Linked DNA regions of Homo sapiens: all the other regions are linked to region 1. A link is a contact called in ENCODE Hi-C or POLR2A ChIA-PET data. All regions are on one chromosome and are shown on one strand. Each heading gives the region's core, a stretch centred on a gene start or an enhancer-like site at or near the end of the contact. The rest is flanking DNA. Distances are from core to core; before and after follow the strand shown. Region 1 holds the start of RAPGEF6 (Rap guanine nucleotide exchange factor 6). Region 2 holds the start of RAD50 (RAD50 double strand break repair protein). Region 3 holds the start of IRF1 (interferon regulatory factor 1). Region 4 holds the start of CARINH (colitis associated IRF1 antisense regulator of intestinal homeostasis). Region 5 holds the start of SLC22A4 (solute carrier family 22 member 4). Region 6 holds the start of PDLIM4 (PDZ and LIM domain 4). Region 7 holds the start of P4HA2 (prolyl 4-hydroxylase subunit alpha 2).

Evidence for each region. Hi-C counts contacts between places; a loop is a spot of excess contacts on that map. ChIA-PET counts read pairs that join two places held with the same protein, here RNA polymerase II (POLR2A). Pooled maps may share reads with other maps.
Region 2: a pooled map shows a loop between it and region 1 (15-fold over the local background). The contact joins the promoter of RAD50 here to the promoter of RAPGEF6 in region 1. A Hi-C loop is called at or near these places in 2 of 37 single-sample maps with no recorded cell type and 7 of 50 pooled maps.
Region 3: a map of ovary shows a loop between it and region 1 (6-fold over the local background). The contact joins the promoter of IRF1 here to the promoter of RAPGEF6 in region 1. A Hi-C loop is called at or near these places in 5 of 168 maps with a recorded cell type or tissue (B cell, CD8-positive, alpha-beta T cell, gastrocnemius medialis and 2 more), 5 of 37 single-sample maps with no recorded cell type and 21 of 50 pooled maps.
Region 4: a loop to region 1 is called in a pooled map, with 6 times the contacts of the local background. The contact joins the promoter of CARINH here to the promoter of RAPGEF6 in region 1. A Hi-C loop is called at or near these places in 1 of 168 maps with a recorded cell type or tissue (naive thymus-derived CD4-positive, alpha-beta T cell), 2 of 37 single-sample maps with no recorded cell type and 12 of 50 pooled maps. POLR2A ChIA-PET finds 5 or more read pairs at or near these places in 1 of 52 experiments (activated B cell).
Region 5: a map of naive thymus-derived CD4-positive, alpha-beta T cell shows a loop between it and region 1 (16-fold over the local background). The contact joins the promoter of SLC22A4 here to the promoter of RAPGEF6 in region 1. A Hi-C loop is called at or near these places in 2 of 168 maps with a recorded cell type or tissue (both naive thymus-derived CD4-positive, alpha-beta T cell) and 12 of 50 pooled maps. POLR2A ChIA-PET finds 5 or more read pairs at or near these places in 3 of 52 experiments (PC-9, Panc1 and activated CD4-positive, alpha-beta memory T cell).
Region 6: a map of prostate gland shows a loop between it and region 1 (3-fold over the local background). The contact joins the promoter of PDLIM4 here to the promoter of RAPGEF6 in region 1. A Hi-C loop is called at or near these places in 2 of 168 maps with a recorded cell type or tissue (ascending aorta and prostate gland) and 5 of 50 pooled maps.
Region 7: a loop to region 1 is called in a pooled map, with 4 times the contacts of the local background. The contact joins the promoter of P4HA2 here to the promoter of RAPGEF6 in region 1. A Hi-C loop is called at or near these places in 7 of 50 pooled maps. POLR2A ChIA-PET finds 5 or more read pairs at or near these places in 3 of 52 experiments (GM12878, MCF 10A and activated B cell).

What each region holds. Positions count from the first base shown.
Region 1 is chr5:131,633,765-131,636,602 of GRCh38, forward strand. It overlaps RAPGEF6 (Rap guanine nucleotide exchange factor 6), which reads right to left and starts at 1,465. Exons shown (of 28, transcript NM_016340.6): 1 at 1,198-1,465. The coding sequence starts at 1,266. RefSeq lists enhancers at 655-1,237, 1,185-1,274, 1,367-2,566, 1,575-1,824, 1,835-2,034.
Region 2 is chr5:132,555,595-132,558,432 of GRCh38, forward strand. It overlaps RAD50 (RAD50 double strand break repair protein), which reads left to right and starts at 1,383. Exons shown (of 25, transcript NM_005732.4): 1 at 1,383-1,859. The coding sequence starts at 1,731. It also overlaps a transcript of IL5 not described here. RefSeq lists an enhancer at 1,006-1,666.
Region 3 is chr5:132,489,432-132,492,269 of GRCh38, forward strand. It overlaps IRF1 (interferon regulatory factor 1), which reads right to left and starts at 1,342. Exons shown (of 10, transcript NM_002198.3): 1 at 1,114-1,342; 2 at 1-52. The coding sequence starts at 47. RefSeq lists silencers at 174-223, 754-1,033, 1,294-1,743 and enhancers at 215-862, 1,884-2,023, 2,157-2,802, 2,294-2,503, 2,544-2,593.
Region 4 is chr5:132,409,488-132,412,325 of GRCh38, forward strand. CARINH (colitis associated IRF1 antisense regulator of intestinal homeostasis) reads left to right here and starts at 1,442. Exons shown (of 4, transcript NR_161242.1): 1 at 1,442-1,554. RefSeq lists an enhancer at 791-840 and silencers at 1,081-1,380, 1,451-1,740.
Region 5 is chr5:132,292,981-132,295,818 of GRCh38, forward strand. SLC22A4 (solute carrier family 22 member 4) reads left to right here and starts at 1,414. Exons shown (of 10, transcript NM_003059.3): 1 at 1,414-2,029. The coding sequence starts at 1,637. RefSeq lists enhancers at 387-1,005, 822-871 and silencers at 1,102-1,461, 1,532-1,581.
Region 6 is chr5:132,256,221-132,259,058 of GRCh38, forward strand. It overlaps PDLIM4 (PDZ and LIM domain 4), which reads left to right and starts at 1,476. Exons shown (of 7, transcript NM_003687.4): 1 at 1,476-1,607. The coding sequence starts at 1,515. RefSeq lists an enhancer at 2,030-2,819.
Region 7 is chr5:132,226,478-132,229,315 of GRCh38, forward strand. It overlaps P4HA2 (prolyl 4-hydroxylase subunit alpha 2), which reads right to left and starts at 1,376. Exons shown (of 15, transcript NM_001017974.2): 1 at 1,313-1,376. RefSeq lists silencers at 1,093-1,352, 1,493-1,722.

The sequences.
Region 1 (2,838 bases), core at 215-2,714:
TGAAACCTGCAATACACATCGTAAGCCTTGTATAATACTTTCCAATGCTATAAAGGCTGTAAGATAATTCGCCTACTGAAATTCATAAATCAGCTCACATTGACTTCAAGAATCATCATAAGGAAACAAACACTCATCGAATTATAAATGTATATCTCAAAAAGAGAACTCTGGAAAGTGGTAGAATTTGTGTTGTTCCTATGCAAACATCAGGATCTTCAATAACATAATTTGACCTATCATGGCTTCCGTTGTGACCTGAATAATTGTCACGACCCAAAAGGTCAGCCCAACGTTACTGAGACTCAGTATGCAAAACACTACATATCTGAAAAACTCCAAAGTGAAGAATTAACCAAAGCATTTCATTTCATTTACTGCAACTTTAAACAAAACAATCCAATAATCCACTCACACTGTTTAGTGTTTTGTTTAGAAAATATGTCCCACTTGTTATAGAAACCTCCAAATCAAGGAAAACCTTCCCCAAAACCTTAGCATTCTACCGGGATAAGCAAAGCTAACAGGTTTTAGTTATATGCCTGAAAACTAGCCTTCATGAAGGTCGAATGAAAAATCTTTTAAGCTGATGCCATAACTGTTAACTCGACACAGCAAATTTTGGATCCAAGTACAAAATACTGTAAAATTTCCCAGTGACAGTCTGAAAAAGTACCTACAGTGGTGTTCTTTAAACATGCATCATCTACTACAGAATTCACCATTTGACTGGATGTAAACTTTTAAACTAACTTTGAAAACTTTATCTTTTTTTTAGGCAACTGTACAATATTTCAGAGACCTTTAAAGAAAAACTATTTCTAAATTACATGGCTGAGATACTTCCCTTACAATTTCCATCTCGTTTTTCATAGTCTACTTAAACGAATGGGCATCTAACTGCGAAACTCATATTACCCAACTCAGAAAATACGACTTAGTAATGGTGCTTTCTTAACGACACTCAGAAGCCCCCGGCAAGGACGGGTACGCGGGTTAAGACCGCATCACAGGCAGGAAGGGCGGTCGGCACCCTGCTGGCGACAAGGGCCTGGGTCAGGGAAGAGACTCAAGCGAACAGATTCCCAGTAGCAGGTGCGAGACTCTGGCAAGAGGGCAGTCGCCGCGGATTTCGGACAGACAGGAGGATGCTGTCTACTGGACTGTGAGACGCACATAAAGGTCAACCAGCCTCACCTCGGGAGTCCGCTCGGGTGGCTTCTTCCTCAACGCCTGCCTAGCGCCAGGGTCCACGGGTGAGTTCATGGCCACGGCCCGGGTACTCCGCAGCCTGCCCTTAGCAGCCCACGCCACAGTTCATTCACACTAGGTAGCGGGTGCGGTACCTTTCCCCCGCCCCAAGGAGGGAACTTCGCGCCGTAACAAGGTCCGAACTCTAGCAAACAACCCTTCGCAACGCCCGCCTAAGGCCTCTACCCACGCGCGACTGGCCGGAGACAAGTCTGCGCGGGGGCGGGGGAGAGTAAGTGCGCATGCGCAGCACGCACGCGCACGCTAAGAAACGCCCAAGGGAGTAACTCCACTGTGACGTTAAAATTGGGGCGGTGCGAGTAAGTCGTTTCCTGCTGTCGTCGTGAGATTTAAAGACACCTCGCGAGACCTCACCTAAATCAGTCACGGGGTCTGCCTTGGCGTTGTGGTTCCGTCTTCTCCATCCGTTGGAGACACCGGAAACGCGCTGAGGACCTGAGCAAAAATAGCATTTTGGGGCAGAACCGTGGGGAGGCGTTCTGACTGGAGAGAACTGTTGTGCCCAAATCCGGAAGCCCAGGGTGTGGCCAAGTCCGGCTTTGCGCTCTCCTCTGCAACTTCTACTGCCGACTTTGAATATGCGGAAGTAGAAGCCGCCATTCGGCAAAGAAGGAATTCCACGCACACCTCATATCTCTTTAAATAAAACGAGATCTCTTGTGAAAGCTGCCGACAGAGAAGTGCTTGATCTATTCGAAACGGACGTCCTGAGACCAGGGCAGAGAAAGCAAACATTCACGGCCAGGATAGGCAGCCGGTGCCGCGGCCAGCTCACGATTACCTTTGAGTCAAAAAACTAGATTTAGACTGCGTTCTTGTAACTAAATGCCCGGGGCAGCCCTCCCTCAGGCAACTGCGTTTAGGGTTGGGACTCGAGTGGCAACTTTTGCAATACTTTTTACATTCTAGTCTGCTTCCCAACAGACCGAATAAAGCCAGTTTTGTTTCACTGCTCCCTTGGTAAGAAAAACAGACCACCCTTAGGAGCAGCCAGAGAGCTGCTGAGGCCGTTTCAACAATAAGCTCACTGACAATTCCAGAATCCATCGTTCTAGGATACTCCTTACCCTTTCTCATAAGTTCATAGGTAACTAACTTTGGCGACACCACCTTTCCACTGAATTTTAAGCTCCTTGATGGCTGTAACTACATCTAGGTACACCTTGGTATTTCTCACAGCAGTTAGCATAGTTCACTAAATAACAAGGTGATTTATGATTATGACATGCTTTCCAATTAATGACTGCTTCACAGTAATTTTAATGACGTAATAAGAGTTAAAATTATATTTGAAAACAATGAGAGTTCAGGCTACAACACCGTTTCTGGGACCGGCAATGACTTAAGGACTGTTTTCTGTTGGTCCTGGGGCTTGCCCAAACTGGGAGTTTACAACATACTATTAGCATTTCTCTTTTTCAGGTATAGATCAAAAACTTTACCAGCGAAGTGTGGCATAGCCATTGTAGAAATAAAGTAATTGTGGAAAAAATCACAGGATGTTGCAGACGATCCGTTTTCCTCATTTTTTGTACAAATATAACCTCTCAAAGATCTGCCCAGGAT
Region 2 (2,838 bases), core at 133-2,632, 920 kb after region 1:
AAGCTCCGCCTCCCGGGTTCATGCCATACTCCTGCCTCAGCCTCCTGAGTAGCTGGGACCATCGGCGCCTGCCACCATGCCCGGCTAATTTTTTGTGTTTTCAGTAGAGACGGGGTTTCACCGTGTTAGCCAGGATGGTCTTCATTTCCTGACCTCGTGATCCACCCGTCTCGGCCTCCCAAAGTGCTGGGATTACAGGCGTGAGCCACCGCGCCTGGCCAAGACAGTAAATTTTATGTGTATTTTACAATTTTTAAAATAAAAAAAGGTCTTTCGTCTTTTCCCATTGTTTTATTACATTTGCTTTGCCAAGTAAGACATTCCTATATAATTTTAATGTTTTGTTCCATTAGTTATTTTAACTATTTTGTAATAACTGACACTTTCCGGTTTTTTTTAACCTGGTACAGCAAGAGACTATTTCTCACTGGTCTTCCCCACTTGCATCCTTTGGCACATACATTTATGTATTAGGTTCTGTAAATTATTTGCTTGGGATTGTATGACTGGAGAAACATTTCCTACATTTTTCCAAGGCAGGCAGAGGCAAATTATACCACTACAGTAATTCCAAATTTGTGTTTCATTTAAATGTCCTCCACTATTGTTTCAGTAATTTTTATGTATGTTTCTCTAGGCCCTTAAATGTGATATCCCTCCATTAAGTTTGTTTCCAAGAAAGCAATATTCTCAGTTACTTCTGAGACAGGTAACTTCTCTTTCCCTTATTTTTAAAGATATCTATTGCTGGGAGCACTGATCGGAATGGATTACCTCTACATTCTTCATATTTGCAGACTGCTTTTAGTTTTAGTTCCCAGACTTTTGGTCTTAAAGACGCCTTTACACTAAAAAATTACGGGGGACCTCAAAGAGCGTGTACGTGAGTTATAATTATCAACATTTACTCAATTAGAAATTAAAATTGGTATTTCTAAGCGCAAGAATACACATGCGCACATTCCATTAACCGCCACTGCAATGGCGTCATCACATGTTATGTGATCACTGGAAATTACTACACGAACGTTAGAGAGAGAATGAGAATGAAAAGGAAAATAGTTTTGACACGAACTGACCCCGCTTCCTGGGTCTCCAATCCACCCCACCACTACCCCCATTCCAGGAGTCCCAGGATCAAGCTTTGGGAAGCGCCATCCGTCACAGGTCTTGGTCTCCCCTTCCAAAAGTCAGTGCCTCTCCAGGCTGCCCATCCCCAGCAAAGATCCGGAAGTCCGCTGCCCCTGGCAACAGCACCCAGCACCTAGCCCTCTGCTTCGCCGTACCGCACCCGGAAGTCGGAGCTGCGCACGCACCGCGGGACTCTGATTTCCCGGCGTGCCCCAGGAGAGCGGCGTGGACGCGTGCGGGCCTAGAGGCCCACGTGATCCGCAGGGCGGCCGAGGCAGGAAGCTGTGAGTGCGCGGTTGCGGGGTCGCATTGTGGCTACGGCTTTGCGTCCCCGGCGGGCAGCCCCAGGCTGGTCCCCGCCTCCGCTCTCCCCACCGGCGGGGAAAGCAGCTGGTGTGGGAGGAAAGGCTCCATCCCCCGCCCCCTCTCTCCCGCTGTTGGCTGGCAGGATCTTTTGGCAGTCCTGTGGCCTCGCTCCCCGCCCGGATCCTCCTGACCCTGAGATTCGCGGGTCTCACGTCCCGTGCACGCCTTGCTTCGGCCTCAGTTAAGCCTTTGTGGGCTCCAGGTCCCTGGTGAGATTAGAAACGTTTGCAAACATGTCCCGGATCGAAAAGATGAGCATTCTGGGCGTGCGGAGTTTTGGAATAGAGGACAAAGATAAGCAAATTATCACTTTCTTCAGCCCCCTTACAATTTTGGTTGGACCCAATGGGGCGGGAAAGACGGTAAGTCTTCAGTAGCCGCCTTCAGTTTACAGGTCGCTACATCTTTCGGAGAATAAAATGGGAAGTTGAGAACTCTCCTTAGGAGCAGAAGCGTCCCTAGGGCTCCACAGGTGTAGGCCCTTAAAGTGCCTTAGGGTGTGGCCTGCAGGCTACAGCGACCTTAGGAGTTTGCCTGAAGCAGTCTCGGAAGGATGTCCGGACCTGGCCTGGGGACAAGGTTTACTTAAGAATCCCACGATACCGGGAGCTGTCGCCGCTCACTCAGAGTTCAGTTCCCACTGGATGCCCTTTGGTCTGTATTGATGTTTTTAACGCTGTCTCCTTGCTTTCAAAGCATAGCATTCACTTCCCAGTAGTTGTCCCATACAAGAATTCCTTTAAAAGTTATAAAATGATACATACATGACTAAAGAGTTTCCAAGTATGCCAACTGTCCAGACATAATACATGGAAAATAAATAAATTCAAAATGTAACTGATGTAGTGGGGCTTAACTTGGAAAACTTCTCTTCTTAAAACTCAGTCAAAAATTTAACGTTGGTGCACGACTGACTTTTTTTTTTTTTTAAAGCCGTGGGAATATTTATAAATTTGAATGGAAAGAATAACCAAGAGGCATTCTGGTCAGGAATAGTGGCTTAAGAAAAAGCAAGACGATGTCAGTATAGCAGGGAGAAGAGTCTAAAGGAAGGATTTGTGAAGAGTGTAGAAAGAGAGAAGGTTGAGAATTGAATGCCAAACTTGTTTACTTTTGTTTTTGTAAAAATGTTATTTGTTGAATGCTTGTTATGTACTTAGGATTGTACTAAATACTAGCAGAAGGGAGAGTAGTACTGTATAGTGTTTATGAGGACTGGCTGCCTCAATACAGCTTTTTCGCTTCATTTATTAGTTGTCTGATTGTTTGCGAGTGACCTCACTGCTCTGTGCCTTAGTTTTCTCATTTATAAAATGGAGATTAAAAATAGTTTCTACAGCT
Region 3 (2,838 bases), core at 92-2,591, 860 kb after region 1:
ATCTGCATCTCTAGCCAGGGTCTCATGCGCATCCGAGTGATGGGCATGTTGGCTGTAAAGAGAACACAGAGGCTCCAGTCTGGAATCTGTTGAACAGTACCTGGGCAGTGACCTGCCCCACCCGAGGTCACTTAGTTACCCTCCCCTCACCTCAGCCAGCTGCTAGGTACTACACTCAGTGCGGAGGGGAGCTGCGCTGGAATAAAACTGCTCTCCAAATTTTTTCAGCATCTTAGGCAAAAATGCTTTTGCCCCTTCCTTCAGCCCCTCCCAGCCAGTCTCTGGAGGAGACAGGCATGCAAGTGATGGCTTCAGGATTCATATGCAGGAAAAGAGACAAAATGCACAGATACCCTAATTTCAGAACTTTTCGCTCAAAATTCAAATCCTTTGGGAAGGGAGGGACTTCTTTTGCTTGATGCCAAGAAGAAATTCCCTTGACTTGAGTTGTAACCACTAGCTAGCAAAGGGCTAGCCGTCACCCTGAACAGCCCCCTCCCGCCCCCCTGAATCCATTCTACGCCTTCCTGACAGCCACAGCGCCCACAACGCTAAGACCAGGACGCTAACCCTTCCGGCCCGGTTTCCCCTCCTCTGGAGAAGTGGCCCAAGGAACACCTGTGGCGCCTCTTCCCGCAGTCTCCGTAGGTCACGATTCCCTCCAGCCACCTGGGCAGTAAGCCAGCCCTTGCCACCAGCACAGGGAGCCCAAAACCTGTCGCCTGGGCGCGGAGCTGGGACCGCCGAAAGCCGGGAGCACTGGGCGCCCACGCGTGGGCTGACACTCGGTCCCCGGCACGGCGTGTGGATGCGCGGGACGAACATAGCGGGCCACCTACAGGCCCCTGGCGGCTGCGCGCACGCAGATCTGCGAAAGCTGCCGGGCGCCGGCAGCCTCGTCCGGGTGGGCGGTCCACGCCGCGTCCCGCCCTCCCCGCGCCGCGGCCCGCGGCTCGCAGCTCCTCCGGCGCCCCCCGGAGCCCGCGCGGAGGCCCGGGCAACGCCGCGCGCCGGCGAGTCTCCAGCCTGGAGCTTTCGACCCCCCACTTCCTGGTGCCCCGCGCGCCTTTTATTCGACGCCGCCGGTGCCCCGCGCCTCAAAGGCGTACTCACCTCTGCTGCAGGAGCGATTCGGCGGTCGCGCGCGAGGGTCCCGGCGACGCAGGGGCTGCAGTGAGGGCGCGCGGAGCGCGACTCCGAGTGGAAGAGGGAAGAAGGCAGAGGTTGCCGGGTTCTTAAGGCCGCCGGGCACGGCCGGCGTGGACTGGGCACGGCTCCGGGTGGCCTCGGTTCGGCGGGGCTCGGGCGCACGTCTTGCCTCGACTAAGGAGTGGCGAGCTCTGCCAGGGCAGCGGCGCCACCGAGCAATCCAAACACTTAGCGGGATTCCCCAGCCCTGGCCGGCCCCGCCCCCGGACAGCCGCGCGGGCGCCCATTGGCCGGCTGCGTGCCGTCATTTCGGGGAAATCAGGCTGTTGTAGAGCTAGCGGCGAAGGGGAAGTACAGGGCGGCTGCTCCGCCCCACCCTCTCCGGCCGGGCGCCACCGCCCCGGGGCCACCGCGGGCCCGCCCCGAGCGCTCCCAATCCACCCCTGCTCCGGCTTGCCCGGAGGAGGGCTGCCCGGGACAGCCCAGCGCCCCTGGCCCCAGCCTGTCCTCTCACTCCGCCTTGTCCCAGCCGGCTGGCTCCTGGGGCCATCTTTTCACCCTCCTGGCGGGGCGGGGGCGGGGGTATATCTCCCGAACGCAGGTGAGGGGATCGCCCGGGCACTTGCCGCCCTCTCCAGTGGGAACACTGGGCCGAATCTCCCGACTGGCAGCCTGGCTCCTCAAGCTTGCCAGTGGGATATCAAGAAGGGAGGGTTTCAGTCCTAGCACTACCCCTGTTTTTAGGGGTGACCCCCTCCCTCCAGGTCACTCACCTGCCCTGGGGAAGTGAAGAAGGCAGAAAGCCTACCCTGCCCCGTGTGCTGTCTGGGGCTGCTGGACCAGGGGAAATCCCAACTTGGCCGCTGCTGGCACAGCCCCCAAGGGACGCAGGACCTCTGTTTTTCAACCATAAAATAATAGTAGCCCTACCTTGATGGTTTGCTGTGATGGGAAGAGATTGTAAAGCACTATGCTCCACTCGGGCAACAGACGCTGAGTAGTTTTCAAGGTCGCCGTTGCAGGGTCTAATAGTGACCAGGATGACACCCCACCCCTTTTCGGTCTGCCTCCCTGGGACTCCCCCTGGCTGGCTTTAGGGAACAGAGGAGGAGAAGGGGTTCAGAGAAGCCCAGACGGCTGAGTGAGGGTAGGGGTGGGCTAGCTCTGATCCCTCCTAGCACTCTTGCCTCAGGCCGCCTCCAGAGCCTCCCTGTGGCCCGCGTATGGGAGTTCCGCAATGGAAGCATTGCTGTCATCTCTGAGTCCCCAGGGCTTGGCCCAGAGAGGTTCTGGGCAGCATGGAGGAATTAGCTCAGGGCTGATCAACGCCATGGGGCTAGCCAAAGGGTTGGGGAGCCCAGGTCCCATGCTCCTTGGTAAGGCCCCTACTTAACTCTCGCGCACAACTAGTCCCCGCCCCACGTATAGTCCTAGAGACTTGACTGGGTGTTCATTTTCCATCCAAAACTCTGGCCCAGGAGGCTTCTTCCTTCATCTCCCTAAAGCTCCTGCAGAAGTAAGTTACTCTCCCAGGCGTGTCATTTCCTTCACCCCAGCTCTCCCTCCAGGGCAGCACCCCATTTTGCAGGCTATAAATAGACACACCCATGCAACATTCGACTTGCCAGTCACTCTACCTCCCTCCCGTAGAGGAAATGCATGGGTTAATCCCATTCTGGCGCATTGCAA
Region 4 (2,838 bases), core at 192-2,691, 780 kb after region 1:
TCCCACCTGCTCTTGAGGGAACTATTGCAAGGACACATACAAGCCCCTACATCAGTCACAGACCAGGGCCTCCATCTTGCAGGGAATGTGCCCAAATTACAAACAGGTAAACCAAAGTGACTCTGGGCAGATTTAATAGCTCATTTTGGTTTCTTGTTCCAGTTATAACAGACTGCTCTGTGTTTGCTCTATGGCAAAAACTTTTATGTTTGCTTTGCAACAAACGTACAGACAGGGCAAACTGTGTTTGGAGTATGGTGTCTTACCAATGTTTTCTAAAAGCAAGTGAATAGAAATGCTTGCAAAAGTATTTTCAGACCTCAGTGGCCAGCGCTGAACACCGCTGTAGGAATGTCCATCAAACGTTGTGGCCATGCTCCACTCTAACAAAAACCTGGTTCCGTGGCATAATTGTGGGGGCTAATTGTCAGGCTAAGTTTCAGACACCTTCCAAAAAAAATTGCAGGGCTTCCTCAGTCTTTAAACTCCAGATAATATTGTCCAAACTTTGACAACTAACCTGTTATCATGGAGATAGCTCCAAGTTGATGGACTGGCCATTAGAGAATGTCTATCAAGCATCCAGGTAAATGACTTGGTTGCTGCCCTCAAGGAACCCACTTAGAGGCTGTCAGAAAATTTTAAGTATTTTCTTCCTTCTATTGTTCATTCCTAAAATTCTGGCAGTAGGTATGATTATTATTATTCCCATCCCACAGGGGAAGTAATTAAGTCTAACTACTTGAATATTTTGCCCCAAATCACTGACAGTAAGAGACGGCCAGACACTGAAACCTGGAATCTCTAAATGTTTAGATATTGATGGGCACCGCTTAGACCAGGGAGTCCAAACCATAGGCTTGCTGTTCCAGTTTCTCTTATCGGATGAAGGGACCCCCATTTCACCGACGTCATTGACTTTTGGGTTCTCCGCTGACCCCAGATGAGATGCCTGGTACCTCATGGTCAAGTCCCCTCCAACGGGGACTCCTCAGAGGCTTGGTCCCAGTTGCTCAGGCTGCCATCTGCCTCCTCAGGCCAGAGCCCGAGGCGCCGCCAGCGGTCAGGTCCCGGGCCGGCTGCCAGCCACAGGCCCAAGTAAACGCTGAATGAAGGGCAGATGGAGGAACCTGTCCCGGTCGGCCGAAGCGCCGCGGGCGCCTTTCCACTTACGGCGGGCCTGCCCAGCCTCCCGCCCAGCCCGGGCCCGGGTCCCGCCGAGGCAGGTGTGCGTGGCGGACTAGCTCTCGGGCACTCGGCTGGCCCAGCTCCACCCCGAACGCCACCGGGCCAGGCCACGCGCAGACCCGAGCCCGGGGCCCCCGCCTCTGGCTGCCGGCCCGCGCCCGCCGCGCGCCCCGCGTTCACTGCGCGCTCGGCCCCGGTCCCGCCTCCCGGAGGGTTTCGCTTTCGCTTTCCTGCCGATGTCGTTGAGGAAAATGAAAGCGGTCGTGGCCAGGACTGGCGCAGCTGCCGTTTCAGGCGAGGGGCGCAGAATGCAGCGGCCGCCAGCCTGGAGCGCGGGCCCTGGGGCCGCAACCCGCGCCGGGCGAGGTAAGCACAGCCCCTTCGCGGCCGCCTCGCGGGCTCCTCCTTGCGGACCCGGCGGGCCCGACGCCAGGCGTTTGACCCGGGCAGGGTCAGGGGTTCTGCCGTGGGGGCGGGGAGGGCCTGAGAAGCGGCACCCTTGGGTTTCGTGGCTTTGAGCCTCCAGGCCAGGCTGGAAGACCTGGGAGGCCTCAGACAAGCGTGCCAAGGGGCTAGCAGCCCGGGGTCGAGCTGGAACCGTGGCAAGTCGGGCCACCTGAGCACGCCTTTCCCTTTTGTAGAGCACCGACCTCCCTGGGTGTTGGTAAAAATCAAAAGTGGGAGGGTGTACGTAAAATGCTGAACAGAATGCCTAACCTGAGCTCATAATCTACTCCCTCTGACCTGTCAGACTCATTTTTCCCACTGGGCCCCACCCCATACCTCATGTAGTTTGCTTAAGTTTCCTAGATCTGGTGCACCTGGGGGCACTTGGAGTGCCTTCCAAGTGTTCCTTGACCGAGCAAGCTGGCAGCTCATCTCCCTTGATCACGGGCATGGAGAGCAACTAGGCCAGGATGTGGCCCCCTTGCCCTGGCCCTGTCCATGTGAAGTCAGGGCCTTACTCTGCTGGGGCCCCCATCCCGGGGCTAGCATAGATGTCAGGGATAGGTGCACTCACAGACCGAGTCCTTCCCAGACCAGGAAATTTCCAGTCCACTGCATCTGCCAGCAGAAGCATGAAAGATGCGTGCCACCTTGTCTTTGCCCTTCGTCAAGTATAGCCAACTCATTCTTGGTATGCAGGAAGGGGGTTCCACCCCAGGGCTGTGGAAACAGCCCCTGCCCTTAGGGCGTTCCCATCCCCTGAAGAGAGAAAATATGTATTCAAGTTACCCATCAGGCAGGTTGTGTAGAACAAGGACAGGTGAGTGAAAGAGCTAAGAGCTGAGAGTAAAGTGACTAAATCATCAGAAACTTTACATTTAAGTTATGACAGGTTTTGCAGGCCAATACCAAGAATCCCCTTTAACTCAATTTTTGTCTCAATAATAATGAATTCAGCCTAATCACACAGATCTGATCATACGGCCCATTACTGAAACAAAACTTGAATGATCTTTACTTTGAGAAAACCATCTGAATTTGACAAAAGATGGTCTAAGTTCCTAAGTTTCAAAACATGGAGTCCGCCGCTGCCCTACCTCAGCAGGATGGTGTTGAGTACTGATTGCTTTTAGAAAATGCTGCTCTTGCCGGGCACGGTGGCTCACGCCTGTAATCCCAGCACTTCAGGAGGCCGAGGCGGGC
Region 5 (2,838 bases), core at 164-2,663, 660 kb after region 1:
TCTATTAATAATTTCACTGGATTAATAGGCATAAATCAGAGCTGTCCTAGCACATCAGGATGTATAGTCTTATTACAGGTAGGAAACTGAGGTTCCAAGGGGGTGGGAAGTCCTCCTAAGAGGAGGGGTCAGACTGGAAGCTACACAAAAAGAGGCAGAAATGTCCCTCCGCCTCTTAATCGGAGCCTGGGGAAACAAACACACTCGTGCAAAATCTCCAAAGAGGTGAGCTCTTCACCCTGTCAATTTTATCTGCCTCGTGAACCCCAGGGCTCAGGCTCCAGGCCCGGGCTAGCTCACACAACAGCAGAAGGGCCTTAGGTCTGGGCACTGAGCCAAAAAAAGGGAGGCTGTGGTCCCTGCTTTGGTTACCCTGCCGGGTCTGAGCGCCAAATCGGATCTCCTACTTCTCTCTCCCTCCCTCCCTCTGTTCCTGGACTGGGGGCAGGCCCTTCTGCTAACAGAAAGCCTTCCAGTCGGAGAAAGCTCTGACAGCCTGCCGCGATAAAGGGCCCTGGGGGCGTGAGGAGAGCAAGGGGCTCAAAATCAGAACCCAGCGTGACGACAGTGCCTCCATGACTGTGCTCCCGCAATGCGCAGGCTCCATGTCCTGGCGCCCGCCCGCCCATGGACCCGGCGGGGGCTTCCAGGCTGGGCTCAGCCATTACGCCGGCGTGCGGGGGAGGAAACTCGCCTCCCGGGCACTCGGTTGTCTCCTGCCCCCGCCCCTCCCTCCGATCCGGGCCCATCTCTGACGTAGTGTGACCTTGCTCATCCCTTCCAGGCTGTGGGCCTGTTTTCCCTGTGCAAGATGAGGGTCCTGGCTGTCCTGAGGACGCTGTCCGGGCGCCGCCAGGGGTGACCGAATTCAGCTCTGCTAGGACTGTTGGGAAATGAGCTCCCTGTCGGCGTGTGCCAGCCGCCTGCGCGAGGCGCCACAGGAGAGGGCGCGCTCCTGTCGCTCTGCCGCCCCCAGAAGTTTCCCGGGAACCGACTCCACTGACTCGCCCCTCCGCGCCCCACGCGTGGCAGCCTAAGCTCAGCCTCCAGATTGGAGGAGACCGCGGAGGGAACCCTGCTGGGGTCTGGGCCCGGGGCCACGCGGCCCGAGCAGATCGAGGGCCGACCCCTCCGAGAACTCGCTCTCTGGCCTCGGCTCCTCCCTTGCGCCCGCCCTCCCACGTGGGGCCCAGGTCTGGGAATCAGCGCTCGGGGGTGGCTGGGGACAACCGAGAACGAGCTTCTTCCCCGGCACGCGGGCGGAATGGCTGAGCCCAGCCTGGAAGCCCCCGTCAGGTCCTTGGGGGCGGGCGGGCGCGCGAAGCACAGGGCGGAGACAGCCGGGAGCCCAGCCTCCCGGGCTGGGCCGCCCTCCCCTTCCCCGCGCCCGGCCGGGGATGGGGGTGTGGTCCCAAGTGTACAGTGGCATCAAGCTCAGCGCGAGCTCCCGGGAACGCTCCAACGCCTTCAGCCTGTTTCCCAGGAACGGTCCCCGGCTTCGCGCCCCAATTTCTAACAGCCTGCCTGTCCCCCGGGAACGTTCTAACATCCTTGGGGAGCGCCCCAGCTACAAGACACTGTCCTGAGAACGCTGTCATCACCCGTAGTTGCAAGTTTCGGAGCGGCAGTGGGAAGCATGCGGGACTACGACGAGGTGATCGCCTTCCTGGGCGAGTGGGGGCCCTTCCAGCGCCTCATCTTCTTCCTGCTCAGCGCCAGCATCATCCCCAATGGCTTCAATGGTATGTCAGTCGTGTTCCTGGCGGGGACCCCGGAGCACCGCTGTCGAGTGCCGGACGCCGCGAACCTGAGCAGCGCCTGGCGCAACAACAGTGTCCCGCTGCGGCTGCGGGACGGCCGCGAGGTGCCCCACAGCTGCAGCCGCTACCGGCTCGCCACCATCGCCAACTTCTCGGCGCTCGGGCTGGAGCCGGGGCGCGACGTGGACCTGGGGCAGCTGGAGCAGGAGAGCTGCCTGGATGGCTGGGAGTTCAGCCAGGACGTCTACCTGTCCACCGTCGTGACCGAGGTGGGTGCCAGGCCGAGACCGTTGACCCGGGAGTGCCTGACCCTCCCTCTGCGTCAGCCCCCCTTGAGACTCCCTGCGCAGTGCCCGGGTCAGCGCTCCCCTCCCCCTCAAACCTGCTGTTCATACTTCCAGCAGCGGGTGTGCACCCCAAGAAAGAATAGGACTCACGCGAGGCGCATTCCTGGGTCGTTTCTGTCCAATAAGGAGGTGATGGAGAAAGGAGTTTGTCACCAACTGTCTTTTCATTTCCGATTTTCACAACAAATGAAGTTTCCTAAGAACCTAGATGTTGCGTTGGGGGAAGCGCAGCCCCAGGCTACCCAGACGCACTGCCTGAGTCACCTTCCTGCCAGGCATGGGAGGAGGGGTGTGAGGGACCTTGTTACTGGGCAGGGCGGGGCCAAATCTTGTCTGTTCCCTGGCCACAGACTTCTGGAGGCATCAGGAGGTGTACTGCCGTACCATATACTTGTGAGGTTTGGGGTCCTTTCCTGAGGCCCCAGTTTCTCTAAGACAGCAGATGGCCTCCTGAGGCTCATTGGGTGCAAGGAAGCACAGAAGGCGAAACCCCAGCTGGAAGCCCTGGCCCTCAGGGACCTCTCTGAGCACAGGGTGAGTTGGCAGGCAGGGGCTGTAGCCCCTCAGCACCCTGCGTGGTTAGTGGCAGGTTTTCTAAGTTCCAGGAATGAGGATGCACACACACTTCTCCCGCTTTTGCTGCTTCACATCTGGTAAGGACCTGGGTCAGGATACACCTTTCTTCTGAGGAGAGCATCCTCATGGAGCTGTTGCCTGCTATTGGTCAGGCA
Region 6 (2,838 bases), core at 226-2,725, 620 kb after region 1:
GACAATGCAGTGACCAGCTCTCCTGCTGGCCCTTCCACCTTTCTTCACTTGGGATCCAAGTCTGCAAGGGGCTGAGCAGAAACCTCCTCCACCACAAAGTGATGGAGAACAGCCCAATGGCTGGTGCTCTAATGGATTCAGACACCGCACCCCCCCCCACACACACACCCCAAATACACTCCCATATAAACACCGCTACCACACACCACTTGTTTCTCTCCCAGCTGAACAGATAGCAGCATCTTGCCTCCTACAGAGGCACCCACATTCTACTCTGAAGGGCCCCTCCCTTCCTTGGACTGCCCTAGGTTTGTGCTTCTCAAGCAGTTCTCCTCTTTGCGGGTTGTCAGAGACCCAGTGGACACATTTCATCCCACCACCTGTGAGGAGCCCAAGAGCAGGGTCCTTATCACAGCTTGACTAAAAGGACACATAAGGTTAAGGATTTGGGCTAAATGAGAGACCTCCACAGAGTCTGGAAAAGTAAAAGGTGTCTCCCTGATGTAGCCAGATAGAAGTGCCGAGAGAACCAGAGGGAGGTTGGTGGTGCCATGGCATCTGCATTGGCTGTTCAAGTACATCCCCGGAGGATAATGGTTGGGAATGGAGAGAAGACCTTGGAGAGAAAAGGGCCCAAAGTGAAGCGCTGCATATATTTCTTCCCTTTACACTGCACAGCCACGACCCCAGCCGCTCCAGCTGCTACTTTCTCAGGAGACCTGGGGAAACAAATCTCCTGGCAAAGGACGAGGGGAGGGGGCTGTGCAGACAGGGAGGTGGCCTGCGAGGAGCCTGCAAGCAGCAAGAGAAGGCCTGAATGTTCTGGGGAAGCAGGGACACCTTGCTTCCAGATACAAGTCAGGGACCACCTCTTCCAGGAAGCCTTACTGGCCTCCACAAACTAGTCTGAGGACCTTTCTGTGTCCACTCCCACGCTCGGCGCTGCCTGCTGTCGTTTTGGGTCTGCGTCCCCGGCCCAGTGCTGCGCAAGCCCCTGGTTCATAGGGTTCTTGGTTCAGAGGGCTCCTCACACGGCAGGATGGGCCGCAGGTGTGCCAGTCGGGCCCATGAGGAGGTATCTGAGCTGGGGCAGCCCCATCCCCCAAGTGGGCCCTCCATCCCTCCTCGGGCTGGAGCACCGCCCCTAAAAGCGACTTCAAAGGGCCGGTGTCGACAGCTGGGTTTGGGTCCGCGGCCTGCAGATCCAAGGCCCGAGCAGGATCCAGGCCGTCGGGGCCGTCCGAACGCGGGGATCTCTGAGAGCTGAGTGGGGGTGCCGGGTTGCCGGCAGCCGGGGCTGAGGGCGGGTCCTCAGAGCCCCCCGAAGTGGGAGGGTCGGGCTGGCCGCGGGGCCAATCCAGGCGCACAGGGAGCGGGGGCGGGGGCTGGGCCGAGTGGGGACAGGGGCGGGCGGGCCGGGGGCGGGCGCGGCGTCCAGGCGGCGGCGGCGGCTGCGGCGGCGGCGGCTCCTCCTCAGAGTCCGGCTCAGGCTCCGGCTGCGGCTCCAGCCCGCGATGCCCCATTCCGTGACCCTGCGCGGGCCTTCGCCCTGGGGCTTCCGCCTGGTGGGCGGCCGGGACTTCAGCGCGCCCCTCACCATCTCACGGGTGAGTCTGGCGGCTGCGTGGCGGCAGGGCGGTCCCATGTCTGAGACCGGGTTCTCGCGGTCCGCCCGGGACCCAGATCCCCTGTGTATCCGAGGCTTGAAGGCGGAGGGTTGGCCTGGGCGCCCCGCATGCTGTAGAGGCGGCTTCCAGGCAGAGGCAGGCAGCCCCAGCCGCCCTCCTCCCACGCTGGGCCTGTCTGCCCGATCCCGCGAAGAATCTCCCAAGAGTTCACGCACCCGCCTCCCCGCTGGCCTCATCTGGGGGAGCCACTGTGGACCCGGGAAGGACCCGCGGAGATGGGCCAGGGGTCTAGACAGCTCTACAGAGGCCCAGAAACTCTTCAGACTCACCCCCTGCCTGAAGATCTGGGGCAAAATGATTTAGAGCCCCCCTTCCCCTATCAGGGGTCCCTGCCGGCAGAGCTTGGTGACCCAGGGAGGTCTGGGGTCCTCGCTGAATCTGAGAAGACAGAGGTCCATCCACTTCCCACTTTGGGCGTGAGTCAGTCTCTCATTCACGACCTCAGTCACCCTAAGGGGAAGTGACCAGGAGGAATTTTGGCTTCCAGGGGAAAGGGAGACTTAACTGTGAGGTTGTGAGACCCCTCCCCACAAGATGACACAAAGCCGGGGGCCAGGACAGCCTCAGGCCCGTTCCTCAAGTTTCCCAGGGCCCTGCCTTGCCCACAGAGAAGGAAAAGGAGCCGGCACAGCCCTGGAGCGTGGCTAGTCTGAGGATAGAGGAGTGGAGGAGGTGACTCAGGCCCTGTTCGAGGGGGTGCCTGTCTAGGGGAGACAGGATCCTGGCCCAGCCTCGACATCCTCGTGTCTGGAGGGCCAAAAGAGAGGACTCAGACCCTGCCCTTGGGGGTCCCCAGCCTAAGGGACAGAAGAGGAGAGAACCCAGGCCCTGCCCTTGGCGGCTCTCAGTCTGGAAGGAGCAGAGGAGATAACCTGAAACCATCTGACGGCCATCCCTTGCTCCCACACAGGCTGATCTTGTCTTTGGGGGCCTGTGTCAGAGGCACAGAGAAGCACCTTCCCCCACCCTACTGCCACCTCTTGCCATGGGGGCTGGGCCAAGCCGGCTGGGCTTTAAGAGACTTCTGTCCAGTTCTTGGGAGGGGGTGGGCACCAGGTGGAGCGTGGAATCATGGAATCCCGTTTCTGGGGGCCAGGGTGACAGGCAGGCCCAGCTGTCCTAGGAGGCTTCCCACATCTGCCCTCACTGC
Region 7 (2,838 bases), core at 126-2,625, 590 kb after region 1:
TTTTTTTTTTAAGATGGAGTCTCGCTCTGTCTCCCAGGCTGGAGTGCAGTGGCACGATCTTGGCTCACTGCAACCTCTGCCTCCCAGGTTCAAGCGATTCTCCTGCCTTAGCCTCCCGAGTAGCTGGGACTACAGGCGCGCGCCACCATGCCCGGATAGTTTTTTGTATTCTCCTGCACCATCTTAAAGTCAAATAGAATACAAAGGCCAGGGACCCACCTGGGCTGTCCAGCAATACCTGAGGCAGGAAGTGCCCTGATCCAGGCTCCTGCTGCGAAGGTCAACTGGGCATCTTACACATGCAGGGCACAGTACCAGGCACGTTATCTCACTCCAGGGTCTTGTAGACAGCGTCCGTGGACAGCTATCCCCTACAGTGTTCCTTCCCCATCACCTTGCTTCCACTACAAGGCCATAAGGAATGGCATTGGCCAAGGTCTCTGCTCCCACTCACATAGGCTGTTCCTCTGTCCACGATGCCCTTTTGCCAGCCTTCCTCTGACCACTCCAGCTCATGGGTCACCTCCTCCGGGAAGTCCTCTGGCCGGAGGCAGTCAGTGCTCTACCAAGTACCCACTGCCCGCATTCCCTTCCAGCACAGCGCTCACCACACTGCTCTGGGCCAGGACCTTCCCGCTCTTCCAATCCGCCTGTCCCACTGGGTTAGCAACTGCTTGCGGTTTCTGGCACACAGAAGGGTCCCGTTTGTTGAATTAGTTAACGAATTATCACGGGTCTCCGCAGCTGCCAAGGAAAAACAACGCTGGTTCCACAAGGATGTCTGGGGGAGAAAAGACTTTCTGATCCAATGGCCCATCTAATGGGCTCCAAGCTGGACCCTGCCCGGACAAGACCTAGGACTCCCAGCCCTTGGGAGGGTGCAGAACGGGCTTAGCCAATATGAAGAGGCCCCTCAGGGCCAGGCGGACGCCGCGCCCCCGCTCCCAACAGCCGGCAGCCCGGGGTCAGGCCGCCACTTCCCGGGAGCCTGACAGGGAAGAGCGGCCAAGTTCCCAGCCCCGCCCGACAGCCGAGGGAACTGCACGAAGGGCGCCGCTGACCTCACCACCCTGAGCTCGGGAAGGCTTGCGGGCGGCGGCACAAGAACCCAGACGGGTGCAGAAACAGGGCGGAGGGTGCAGGGTGGCGGCCCGGACTGCGCTGCTGGCGGCTAGCGGCGCGACCCCCGGCCCCGGATCCGGCCCCGGCCCCTAACTCTCAGCCCCGCGCGGGCAGAACGCACCGCCTGGCGACCCCAGCCCGCGCCCCAGCGCTAAGGTTGATCTGGCGGCTGAGCGGGCGGGGCGCTCACCTGGACACTCGCAGCTCCCGGCGTTTCCAGAACCTCCCGCGGCGTCGCCCGGTCAGCTCGGCGCCTCCTCCCTTGGCGACTCCGCCTCGGGCCGCTGCCGGGGCTCCGCCCACTTGAGCCGCCGCCACGTCCCCACCTCACGCTCCACACGCCTGCCTGCGTCCTGGTCCCCAGCTCCGGTGGCTCCGCCGGGGTTCGCCGTCCTCTGCGACCCCTGGGAACGCCCAGGCTACCCGGCCTCGCGGGAGCCGGAGCCGGAGCCGGAGCCGGAGCTGGCCGCCCGCGCCCTTCATGCCGCCCGCAGCCCACCGCACGTACTCCGCGCCCGCCTGGCTTTGGCGCCCCCACCTGCGGGCCTTGGCCCGCCCTCCTGCCCAGCCCCTGGGCGTCTGGAGAGGTCGCCACGACCCGATCCCCTCGCCGGGGCTGTAGGGAGAGCGTCCCTGGAGGCTGACGGATTTCCCTGCCTGCGCTCATGCCCATTGCCTGGGGGGCCCTGCCGGGTACACGGGCCCCTTCTTCCCAGCACCACCACAAGGAGGCTGTTACGGGAGGCTGGGGTCACCCCGGCTAGGAACTGGGTATCAGGAGAGGAGGCAGAACAGTGGAGAAGACCCTGAGGAAGACTAGGGACCTGGGGCCCACCCCCTGGAGACCGAGATTGGGAGGCCCATTCCCAGGGCCGAGCTCTCAGTGGGTTTCAGAGAGTCCCGGGCTCTGGTCCAGGCAGTCCTGGTGGCATGTGCAGGGGTGATGGATTGATGAGAAGGGGGCCCATCAAAGGCTGGGTGGGGGCGGAGGCGGGGGGGCGGTAACAACCTGGGGCACACTGGGTTGCCCAAACCCTTCTTTATGCCATGGGCCAAAAAGAGTGGACACCTGGTTCAGCCAATCCAGTCTGGAAGGGAATAAGGACAGAGATGCAGCAAACCTCAGCCTGAGCGGGAGGAGGCCCTGGCGGCCAGGCAGGTTCCCACGCCTGCTCTGTGAACCTTCCTCTCATGAATGAGGGGAAGCACGGTCTGAGAATCTCATCAGGGAGCAAGCCCAGAGCGGGAGATGCCCAGCCTCCGCCCAGGCCCAGTGTGGATATTCCCTACGGCACACGGGCCAGGCAGGCGGCCCAGACCTGGGGAAAGCAGGAGCACGCACACGGAAATACACATAAAACATGGGTGAGCCATTGTTCCTGCCTGCGTCAGCCACCGGCTCGAGCCCGGCTAAAACTACACAAACCCTCCTGCATCTGCTACATCCACAGAAGCTTCCTTCCATCTCCTCCCCCTTCTCAGGAGTTTGCCCCATGGAACATCCCTTTTCTCTCCTGAAGGCTCAACTACCCGCTCTCAACTGGATCTTTCCCATTGGCCTGTAAATGTGTTCAAGCCTCTACTATGGGAACAAAACCCTCATTCGACCCCACTGAGTGTCTCTGTTCTCAACCGCAGCGGAATTTCTTGAAAGAGCTGTCTCCCCATCCTCACATCTCTCCCACTCTTCAGGCCCTAAAGGAGCTGTCTCTCCCA